Linked DNA regions of Homo sapiens: region 2 is linked to region 1. Evidence: chromatin contacts called from ENCODE Hi-C or POLR2A ChIA-PET data. All regions are on one chromosome and are shown on one strand. The core of a region is the stretch at or near the end of the contact, and the rest is flanking DNA. Distances in the headings are between cores, read along the strand shown. Region 1 holds the start of NPPC (natriuretic peptide C). Region 2 holds the start of DIS3L2 (DIS3 like 3'-5' exoribonuclease 2).

Region 1 (5,092 bases), core at 2,593-5,092:
CACTCCTTCTTCCCCCAGTCTAACCACAGGCCTTGCCCTTGGCACTCAGGGAAGCGCAGTGAGAGAAAGAGAATGGAAAATCTCCCATCCCTTTTTTGCTACAACGCAAACCCTCAGTCAGTGCTCGCCCGGGGTTCGTGTGTCTGAGTGACCATGGATGGAAGGAGAAGAGAGACATCTCAGGATCAGGAATCCTGGGCTCAAATCTCTACTCTGACGTTGGGTCCCTGGATGACCCTGGATAGCTGGGAGTGTTCACCCATAAAATTGGATAATAGCCACCTCCTAGGGCTGGCTTTCAGATTCAACAGGGAGCCTCGGATCGGGCATCGGCAGTGTCTGGGTCACAGCTGCCACCCAGTAAACAGCACCTCCTTCCCTAGCTGGTTGTGCAGAGGAAAGGGTCTGGGTCCAGGTCCCCTTCAGGAGCAGAGGAAATGGTGTCTCACACCAGCCTTGGGGAAATGCACAGTCATGGGCTCTGAGTGTTGTTAGGGTAAACTCTCTGCTAATGGGTGTGTGGGTGCCCCGGGGCCCAAGGAAGGTGGCCTTCAGGGGCGTTCAGTGCCCTCCCAAAGGACAGCATGCACAGAGGGGACCTGGGCCAGAATGGCTTGATGAACCCTCCCCCACTCCCTTCTCTGGCTCTGCCGTGAGTTTACACAGATGACAGCTGTCTGTGATGTTGCTGGGCCCCAGGGGCAAAGTGTTCATTCAGGTTTCACCTACACCCAGTCTCTGTCATTAGCATTTTACAATGAATACCTAGAACCATCAACCACCATCATTACGGTGGCTTAGAGCCCAGGTCACCCACTGCGTGGAGAAACAGCCACAACCTCAAAGAGTTTTCATTAATGTGAAAAATCTAAGCTGTCTTTCTCTTTACGCCCAGTGATATATCCTGGGCATCGTCACCAGGAGCCTGCAGGAATGATGTTCTGCTCTCTCACTGGGAATGGGGGGCAGTGAGGGTGGGGTTTTTATTTTTCATTTAAAAAATCCCAAATAATAAATCCACACCGCCCTTCCCAAATAATAATAAAACAGCTGGTGTTGGGCGTAAGCCGGTGTTGAAGGTGTCGACGGTAAGTGTTCATCTATGCTAAGAGAGCTGGTAGGAGATTATTGAACCCCCCTGATCAAAGGGGTCGAGAATTCTTAACAATGTGGATTCCTCCTACACAGCATCTTTCACCACCCGTTTGGCCATCACTTGGTGACCACAGACATCCAGGCCCAAGAACAAAGCCCCTGTGGGGATGCGCATTCCAGGTACGAACCAATGGAGAGTCACTAACATTTGCTCAGGTTCTAAAGTTTGAACTTGATGCTTAAATCAAACTGAAAATTTGAGGCCTCAGACTCCGTCTCTTTGTTGTTTAGACAGGAGAGAAGAGAGCAAAGGCATTCCAAGGGTAGCTACTGAAGGCTGGTCCCCAAGTGTCAGAATCATTCTTCTCCCTGTGCAGGGGAGAGTCAAGATCACAGACAACTACAGCCTTTGCAGAACTGGGGAGAGGCCCACAGCCGAGTGAGGTCTGGCTGCAAAGAGAGGAAGGGCACTGGTTAAAACCTCGGGCAGGTGGGAGTGGCCATGGGCCAGGGTGTGCTGGTTTCTCTGGTCATTGACAAATATTTCCACGAGTCTGTTCGGGGTGCAGTGGGTCCTAGAGTGCCTTAGGCCAGCACTTCGCCCTTAAGCTGTTCAATATGGAGAGGTGAATGGGTTCACAAACTGTGAAAAAGTGTTCTGTACTGTAAAAAAGAGACAGTGTGCTGGACAGGCGCTCTTGTTTCCCTCCGGGAGAAGATCCGACACTGACAAGGGTTTCTGGGGAGGAGACAGCAGCTTGCCCGTAGCCTGGGATGGGACAGTCAAGGTGTGGGACAGGCAGTGGCAGCTGCTGAGCTGGAGGCAAGAAAGCGAGAAAGCCAGGTAAGCCTGATCCTAACGCACATGACTGTCAATGTCAGAGGCTGGGATGTTATTCAGTGGGCACGGGCAGGCGGCAGGAATAGAGAGGAGGGAAAGAGGAGAGGTGAGGCTCTCTGCAGCAGTAAATTACCACCACGCGGCACCCGGCAGGGGGTGGCGGTAGGGCAGAGGTTTCCAGCCCTAGTGCGGGGTGAGACCCCACACCAGAAACGGAGCCCAGAGCACCGGTTGGGTCGGGACAGGGTTGGTGAGGGACTCTGGGACGTGTTGAGTTCGAGGCTGGGGCAAATAATATTTACTTTAGTGTCTTTCCTATTCCCTGAAATAGTGCCACAAGCACTGAGATTCACCCCCGAAGCCACCAGGCTGCAGCTGCCTCAGGACCCTGGACAGACCAGTTTGCCCACTGCCTGGGTTTAGAGAAGGGACAGGAATCGGAGTGTCCCAGGCAGAAGGGCGCTCTGACAGTGCCAGCAGAGGGCTACTCTCACTACAGGGGGCATGGTGGCCAGCAGATGATCGATGTCCCCTGGACTTGTGGGTGTAACCTTCCTTCTCTGCTCCCACAAACCCATGATCTCCTCTCAATCCCCCCACCAGCTGGCCAATAGGGGCCAGTGCTGCTAGTTCAGCTACGGTTCAGGGGTGGGTGAGACACCACCAAGCCTGTTTCTGCTTCTCCAGAAGAAGCCAGGTGGGTTCAACCAGGCTGAGCCGTTTCTGACCTTGCCAAAGTTCCCCGATCACGTTATCCTTCGCTTTCTTTGTCTGTAAAGTGGGATAATAAAGGGGGCGGCTGGCAAACGCCTAGCACAACTTGAGCAAAGGCGGCTCGCGCGCCTCCGAAGGCCGGCTGGGCGGCGGGCGGTCCCGGGCCGGGCTGGGGCTGGGCGTCGGGTGGGCCGTACTCACCGCCGCCAGGGGGCGCCGCACTAACATCCCAGGCCGCTCATGGAGCCGATTCGGTCCAGCTTGAGGCCGAAGCAGCCCTTGGACAAGCCCTTCTTGTTGGCTCCTTTGTATTTGCGCGCGTTGGGGTGCTCTTGCAGAAGGCGAGCCCACGCTGCCCGCGACTTGGTGTCCACGCGCAGGTCCCGGAGCAGTCGCGACCGGTCGCCCTTGAGATTGGCGCCCCCGCCCCCGGGAGCCTTGTCGCCCTTCTTCTGACCGCCGCCCGCAGCCTGCGGCTCGGCCAGCTCCTCTGCCGGCGGGGTTCGCGGGACCTGTCCGAGGAAAGAGCGGGCAGGTGAAGGGACACGCGGCTGCAGCACGGGGGACTCTGATGCTCCAGCCCCACGCGCCCGCCGGCGCGGGGTGTCCCTCCCAAGCCCAGAGCCGCCCCCACCGATGCCGGCCAGCTTGGCCCCGCATCCACCTGCCACGCGGCCGCCTTCGCCGCTCCCTCCGGAAGCCCCCTGCCCTCCCTTTGCTGCTCGCCGGGCAGGCCACACTGGGGTAGGGGGCTGCGCATGGGCCGATGTTCTCCGGAGGCTGGAGAAGTGGACCCCCGAATCCGCGCTTCGAGGGCTCCCCGGCTCTCGCCCACGCGCATCTCGGAGGAGACAGCCGCCTGCCTTCCCTCTCTCCTGGGTCCTGCGCGCCGCATTCTCCAAGCCCCCAGCCTCCCACGCCTCTCCCAGGCTCGGCGTCCCCACGACAGCACCCACCTTCGGCGGCGCCCCGGGCTTGGCTTCGGAGGGCCGGAGGGAGAGCAGCGTGAGCAGCAGGGCGCAGGCCAGCAGCTGGGAGAGATGCATGGTGCCGCTGGGGTCGAGGGGCGCACACGGGCGGCAGCGAGGGCGCGCAGGTCGGCGGGCAGACCAGCAGGGGGATGCGGAGCAGGCTGGCTGGGCTGCAGGGCGAGCAGGGTCCCAGTGCTGCGCGGCGCCGGCTGGGTGCGCTCTGAGCCCGTGACTCTGCTCGCGCCTTTATAATCCAACCTGCCGCTGATGTCATCCTCCCGCCCACCGGGCCGCCCGGGCCAATGACACCACGCACGCGGCCGCGCCGAGGGCCGGGAGGGGGCCGCGGGGGCTCCCCTCCCTTATCCCACCCCGGAGGGATCCCGCGGCTCGGCGGGCTCGCTCCAGGCTGCACTTGGAGCTGCAGAGCTGAGCGCACAGGGGAACTCCATTTGCAGCGAGCGCGCGCCCTGGCCTGCCGAGCATCGGTGCGCCTGGTGCCCTGTGCACCCACTAGGTCCTCATCGCACTCACTCTACCTGGAAGGGATACGTAGCCCTCTTTGCAGGTGCAAAGACAGGCTCAGAGGAATGAAGTCACTTGCCCAAAGTCATACAGGCATAAAGTTGGCGCTGCCCGAAATCCACGCAGCCCTGCTTGTCGCCAAACTCTTCCCTGGGCACCTGACAGCCGCGGGATGGCATTGCAGCTCCGCCTTTCACCTGCCGGTCAGGGCGGGAGCGCAGACCACAGCGACGTCGTTAGGTTGGGGAGGCAGAGGATGGGGTTGGAGGACTGGGGTGGGAGGCGCAGGGAGAGCGGGGTTCGCCTGGGCCGCAGGGGGGAGCGCAAGTCTTCCACACTGGAGAGTGCAGGGGTGTCGCCAGCCTGAGTGTTTGAGCGCAAGGCGGGAACGAGGGGACTGCGAGCGCGGAACCAAGATATTCATGCTCATGCGTGTGCTCCGCGGCATCGTATGCTCGCCAGTTACTGCTCTAGGTTCACGTTCAGCCGGTTTCGGCCACACAGAACGTCCCGGGGTCTGACTCCGCTGGTGAACTCCCTCTGTGGGAACAATGCGCACCTGACCTTGCCTGCACCCACGCGAGGATCCGCTGCTGGGGGAAGCCCGCTCCAGTATCCTGTGCACTTTCACAGGCTGGGGAGAGAGCTTCCTAGCCAGCGGCCCAGTCCAGCCTCTGCCAGCCGTGACAGGTGGTCAACTTCCCGTTTTTGACTGTAGAGAGGTCCCCGTGGCTCTCGGGACATGGCCACATATCCCTACCACTCACGAACTTGCTCTCCTTGCACTGGGCTTCTCGGTCCCTTGGACACTAAGGAGTGTGGTGGGCATTTGGGCACTGCGGTGTGGGCCGCAGAGGCGGAGAGCCCAGATCCCCCGAATTGATTGAAGAGCAGGAATCTATGACTGGCTGCTGCTGAGCAGGACGCAGGCTGGAGAGAGAACAAA
Region 2 (5,265 bases), core at 911-3,410, 35 kb after region 1:
GCTCACTGCAACCTCCACCTCCCAGGTTCAAGCAGTTCTCCTGCCTCAGCCTCCCGAGTAGCTGAGGCTACAGGCCCCCACCACCATGCCTGGCTAATTTTTTGTATTTTTAGTAGAGACAGGTTTTCACCATGTTGGCCAGGCTGGTCTCGAACTCCTGACCTCAAGTGATCAGCCCGCCTTGGCCTCCCAAAGTGCTGGGATTATAGTCATGAGCCACTGCATCCGGCCACAGATTTTATTTCAATCCTTTGTTCTCTTCCTCTTCTAGGTCTTCCCCTTCCTGTCCCCACTGGCCCCTCTCCTATCCACTGAATCCCTGGATGCCTGACACCCTCTGCCTCCTGTCCTTGCTGGGTTTCCTCTACCCTCTACATTTCAAAGACAAGTTTTGCTGAAATCACAGTTTTCCTGAGGGTTCTAGAAAGGTCTGTGTGAACATTAAAAAACAAAGGTTCCTTGGGTTCATTTAGTCTTTAAGCAAACATCGATTGAGGCCTGTGTGTGTGGCAGGTACTGCAGATGCAAAGTTTTCCACCTTCATGGAGCTCATAGTTACTAAGGGAAACCCTGAATTTTCTTAGACTACTGCAACGCACTGGCCGGGTGCGGTGACTCACACCTGTAATCCCAGCACTTTGGGACAAGATGGGCGGAAGAGTGAGACCATCCTGGCTAACACGGTGAAACCCCGTCTCTACTAAAAATACAAAAATTAGCCGAGAGTGGTGGCACGCGCCTGTAGTCCCAGCTACTCGGGACTGAGGCAGGAGAACTGCTTGAACCCAGGAGGCGGAGGTTGCAGTGAGCCGAGATCGCACCATTGCACTCCAGCCTGGGCGACAGAGCGATAGTCCGTCTCAAAAAAAAAAAAAAAAAAAAAAAGAGAAATATAGGCACAATTTAATGCATCTCTTTTCCTTTTTCAATATGGAGCATACGGTGGTTCAAGCATCTGTCCACATTGTATTCCCGAAGTTTGATCCCTACCCTGCCCTGCCCTCCCGTCTTTCCTTCCCTCTCTCTTTTTTTTTTTCTGGAGTGCAATGGTGCGATCTCGGCTCACTGCAACCTCCGCCTCCGGGGTTAAAGCGATTCACCAGCCTCAGCCTCCTGAGTAGCTGGGATTACAGGCATGTGCCACCACGTCTGGCTAATTTATTATTTTTAATAGGGACGGGGTTTCTCCATGTTGATCAGGCTGGTCTCGAACTCCCGACCTCAGGTGATCCGCCCGCCTCGGCCTCCCAAAGGGAAGTTTGATTTTTCTATGGTCACCAATGGACACTTGATCTCCATAGCTTGAGAATGGCGGCCATCCCCTCACTGGCATTCTTTCCTCTTGTGCTCTCCCGAACGTTCTGGCTGCTCTTTGGATTTCCTTTTCCTTTGCTCACATCTACAATATTGGTGTTTCCTAGGTCCCGTACTTAACGATTGTTTCCTCTCAACACGCTTCCCTGGGCGGGCTGAACTGTCGGGGGCTTTCTCGGCTGCGCTTCCTCTCTCACCTGAAACCCTCTTCCCAACCCTTTATACTAGGTCGACGTCTCCAACATCAGCTGCTCCCCACCCGTGTCTGGGTGGGCCCCTTGGGCAGGCTCCCCTAGTCTCCTTTCCTTCGATCATCCCCACGTGCAGGACGTCATCTGCTTGCTCTGCCATCAGCCTCACATCCTGAGGGCAGGGACCATGCGGGGGTTGTCCATCTCTGTATCCCCAGTGCCAGCACTGCACCTCGCCCCAAGCAGTTGTCCAATAAATGAGCAGTGAGTAAATGAAAGAATGAGCAAAGCCTTGTAACAGGAAAGGGGCCGGCGGCGTCTGCCGTGCAAGACCTGGCCCAGTGGAGCAGAGCCTGGAGGTTCAGGAGCCGGGTCTGGAAGGCTCCTTCCGGTGGAAGAGGGGCCCGGAGCCAGCCGGCGCCTGGCACAAGGCGTCTCAGAGGCCGCCCACTGGGAGCCAACCGTTGCAGCCAGTTGTCCCCGCGAGCGAGGCCGGAGAAGGCGCGGCGGCCCCTGGCCTGGCCATTTCGCCCTTGTCGCAGCTGAACCGCCGACTACGAGCTCCTGCACCGCGCACACACCCCGCGCGCTTCGCTCTCGGCCTCGCCCGGCCACCGTCGCTCTCTAGAACGCCGCGCCCGTGACCCGGAAGAGCATTCTCCTTAGCAACTGCGGGACTGCGGCGGCGCCGGCCTCCGGGGAGAAACGGTGAGGCCCTCACTCGCCTGCCCCCTGCACCGCCTAGTGCTGCACGACCCCCTCGGGACCGACCCGGGGTCTGGCCTCTGGGGGGCTCCGCGGCGCTTCGCCCGGCACCTGTGGTGGCGGCCCGGGACGAGCGTCTTCCGCCTCTGGCGTTGCTCCCCGGCCCACGCGTCTTCCCTGTCCCGCATCTCCCTCAATGTCCCCAGCTCCCCACTCTCCGCTCCTGACCGACCCGGCCTCCCAGGCCGCGCTTATAGCGCCGGGGCCCTTGTAGCCTAGGATGGCGTGAGGGGAGCGAGACCAGAATTAGAGCCTGTTGCTGTAGAGAGGACGCCTCCCGAGGCTCGGGTCACCTGTGGACGCGTTCTCTAGGGTCTTGATCGAGATGTTCAGGACTGGCAGGGATGGGGAGCCTCGGGAATCTTGAAGGGCAGCCGCTTAATTATAACATGTCCTTGACGTTTGCGCTTTCCACAGTGATACACTTTATCTCCTTTATTGATCATAGAGAGTTTTTTTTTTTAATAAACTTTTAGATATGGGGGATACGCATGCAGGTTAGTCACATGGGTATATTGCACCCAGGTATTGAGCATAGAACCCAGTAGGTAGTTTTTCAACCCACATCCCCCATCTCTCCCCTCCTTCCAGTAGTCTACAGTGTCTACCGTTACCTTTTTTTTTTTTTTTTGAGACGGAGTCTCATTCTGTCGCCCAGGCTGGAGTGCAGTGGCGCGATTCGGCTCACTGCAAGCTCCGCCTCCTGGGTTCATGCCATTCTTCTGCCTCAGCCTCCCGAGTAGCTGGGACTACAGGCGCCCGCCACCCCGCCCGGCTAATTTTTTTGTATTTTTAGTAGAGACGGGGTTTCACCATGTTAGTCAGGATGGTCTCGATCTCTTGACCTCGTGATCCGCCCGCCTTGGCCTCCCAAAGTGCTAGGATTACAGGCGTGAGCCACCGCACCCGGCCGACTGTTCCCATGTTTATGTCCATGTGCGCTCAATGTTTCTACTCCCACTTGTAAGTGTGCTCAATGTTTAGCTCCCACTTATAAGTGAGAACGTGTGGTGTTTAGTTTTCTGTTCTTGTGCTAATTCGTTTAGGATTATGGCCTCCAGCTCCATCTGTGCTGCTGTAAAGGACATGATATCTTCCTTTTTTGTGGCTGCATAGTATTCCATCCTGTACATCCACATTTTTTTTTTCCAGTCCACCATTGATGGTCACCTAGGTTGATTCCGTGTGTTTGCTATTGTGAATAGCTCAGCCGTGAACATACAACTGCATATGTCTTTTTGGTATAATGGTCTGTTTTCCTTTGGTTATATACCCAACAGTGGGATTGCTGGGTGAAATGGTGGCTCTTTAAGTTCTTTGAGAAATCTCCAAACTGCTTTCCACAGTGGCTGAACTAATTTACATTCCCACCAACAGTAGTTTAAATGTTCCCTTTCCAAGGGAGCCTAATGAGGATCTGTTGTTTTTTGACTTTTTGATAATAGCCATTCTGACTGGTGTGAGATGGTATTTCATTGTGGTTTTGATTGGCATTTCTCTGATAATTAGTCATGATCATGTTTTCCATATATTTGTTGGCTGCTTGTATGTCGTGGTTTTTTCTTTTTGTATTTCTTCTGAGAAGTGTTCATGTCCTTTGGCCATTTTTAAAAATGGGCTTATTTGTTTTTTGCTTGTTGATTTAAGTTCCATAGGGATTCTGGATATTGGACCTTTGTCAGATGCATAGTTTGTGAATATTCTCGCCCATTTTGTAGGTTGTCTGTTTAATCTGTTGATAATTTCTTTTGCTGTGCAGAAGCTCTAGTTTAATTAGTTCCAACTTGTCAATTTTTGTTTTTGCTGCAGTTGCTTATGGGGACTTAGCCAAAAATTTGCCAAGGTCAGTGTCAAGAAGTGTATTTCCTGGGTTTTCTTCTAGGATTTTTATAGCTTGAGGTCTTTTATTTTATTTTGAGACAGGGTCTCACTGTCACCCAGGCTGGAGTGCAGTAGCGTGACTGCAGCTCACTGCAGCCTCGATTTCCCAGGCTCAAGTGATCCTCCCACCTCAGCCTCCCGAGTAGCTGAGACTACAGGTGCGCACTACCACGTTCGGCTAATTTTTGTATTTTTTATGGAGATGTGGTTTTTACCATGTTGTCAGGCTGGTCTCTGACTCCTAGGCTCAAAAGATCTGCCTGCCTCAGTTGCCCAAAGTGCTGGAATTACAGGCATGAGCTACTGTGCCTGACTGAGGTCTTTGCATTTAAATCTTTAACCCATTATGTATATCATGAAATATATACAGTTTTATATCTTCTGCATGTGGCTAGTTAGTTATCCCAGCACCATTTATTGAATAGGGAGTCCCTTCTCCATTTGTTTTTTGTCAGTTTGTTGAAGATCATATGGTTGTAGGTGTGTGGCTTTATTTCTGAGTTTTCTGTTCTGTTCCATTGTTCTATAGGTGTGAGACTCATTTAATTGTACATCTTGAACTGATCCTTTTCTGGGGAATTTGCTTCCCAGTTGTGAGTGAGGTGTGGTTAGTATATTCTGTAGCTTAGATTTTTGTGCTTACAAGTTTTCTGCAGAAGGAAATCTTCCCGGGACTGACTAGGTTTGAGGTTTGAGAAATATTTCAAGTGAAATTTGCTACATTGAAGAAAGTAGGAGCAGGTGTTGTTAATAGCATGGACTTACACTTCAGAAGACACTATGGCACTGGAAAACCTCCCCTGATTTGAGTTTGAATGAGCTGTACTAAGAAAACTGTAAGCCTTATTTGAACATGGTTGGATAACGACTTTATTTTTAATCTGATGATGATGGAGCTAAAACTGAGGCGTGTGAACCGTTTTTGGAAATGACATTATTTGGGAATAAAATGTGGGAGTTTCTATATCAAAATTCATTTAAAACTATAATTTCATTCCAATTTAATAACTTTATTAAGCATCTACAGCATTATACACTTTAAAGGATATAAAAGAAAAGTGCACACATGAAATTATTAGGAAAGCAATGAAATGGACATTTGTTTAAATGCAAA

The links. A loop is a pair of places that touch in the nucleus more often than their neighbours do. ChIA-PET counts read pairs that join two places held with the same protein, here RNA polymerase II (POLR2A). Pooled maps may share reads with other maps.
Region 2: a map of endothelial cell of umbilical vein shows a loop between it and region 1 (6-fold over the local background). The contact joins the promoter of DIS3L2 here to the promoter of NPPC in region 1. A Hi-C loop is called at or near these places in 3 of 168 maps with a recorded cell type or tissue (CD8-positive, alpha-beta T cell, HepG2 and endothelial cell of umbilical vein), 4 of 37 single-sample maps with no recorded cell type and 15 of 50 pooled maps. POLR2A ChIA-PET finds 5 or more read pairs at or near these places in 8 of 52 experiments (AG04450, H1, HEK293 and 5 more).

What each region holds. Positions count from the first base shown.
Region 1 is chr2:231,922,554-231,927,645 of GRCh38, forward strand. NPPC (natriuretic peptide C) reads right to left here and starts at 3,843. Exons shown (of 3, transcript NM_024409.4): 1 at 3,607-3,843; 2 at 2,852-3,162. The coding sequence starts at 3,696. The coding sequence ends at 2,872. RefSeq lists silencers at 2,737-2,826, 2,907-2,956, 3,912-4,131 and an enhancer at 4,533-5,092.
Region 2 is chr2:231,959,553-231,964,817 of GRCh38, forward strand. It overlaps DIS3L2 (DIS3 like 3'-5' exoribonuclease 2), which reads left to right and starts at 2,161. Exons shown (of 21, transcript NM_152383.5): 1 at 2,161-2,213. RefSeq lists an enhancer at 2,039-2,128 and a silencer at 2,259-2,418.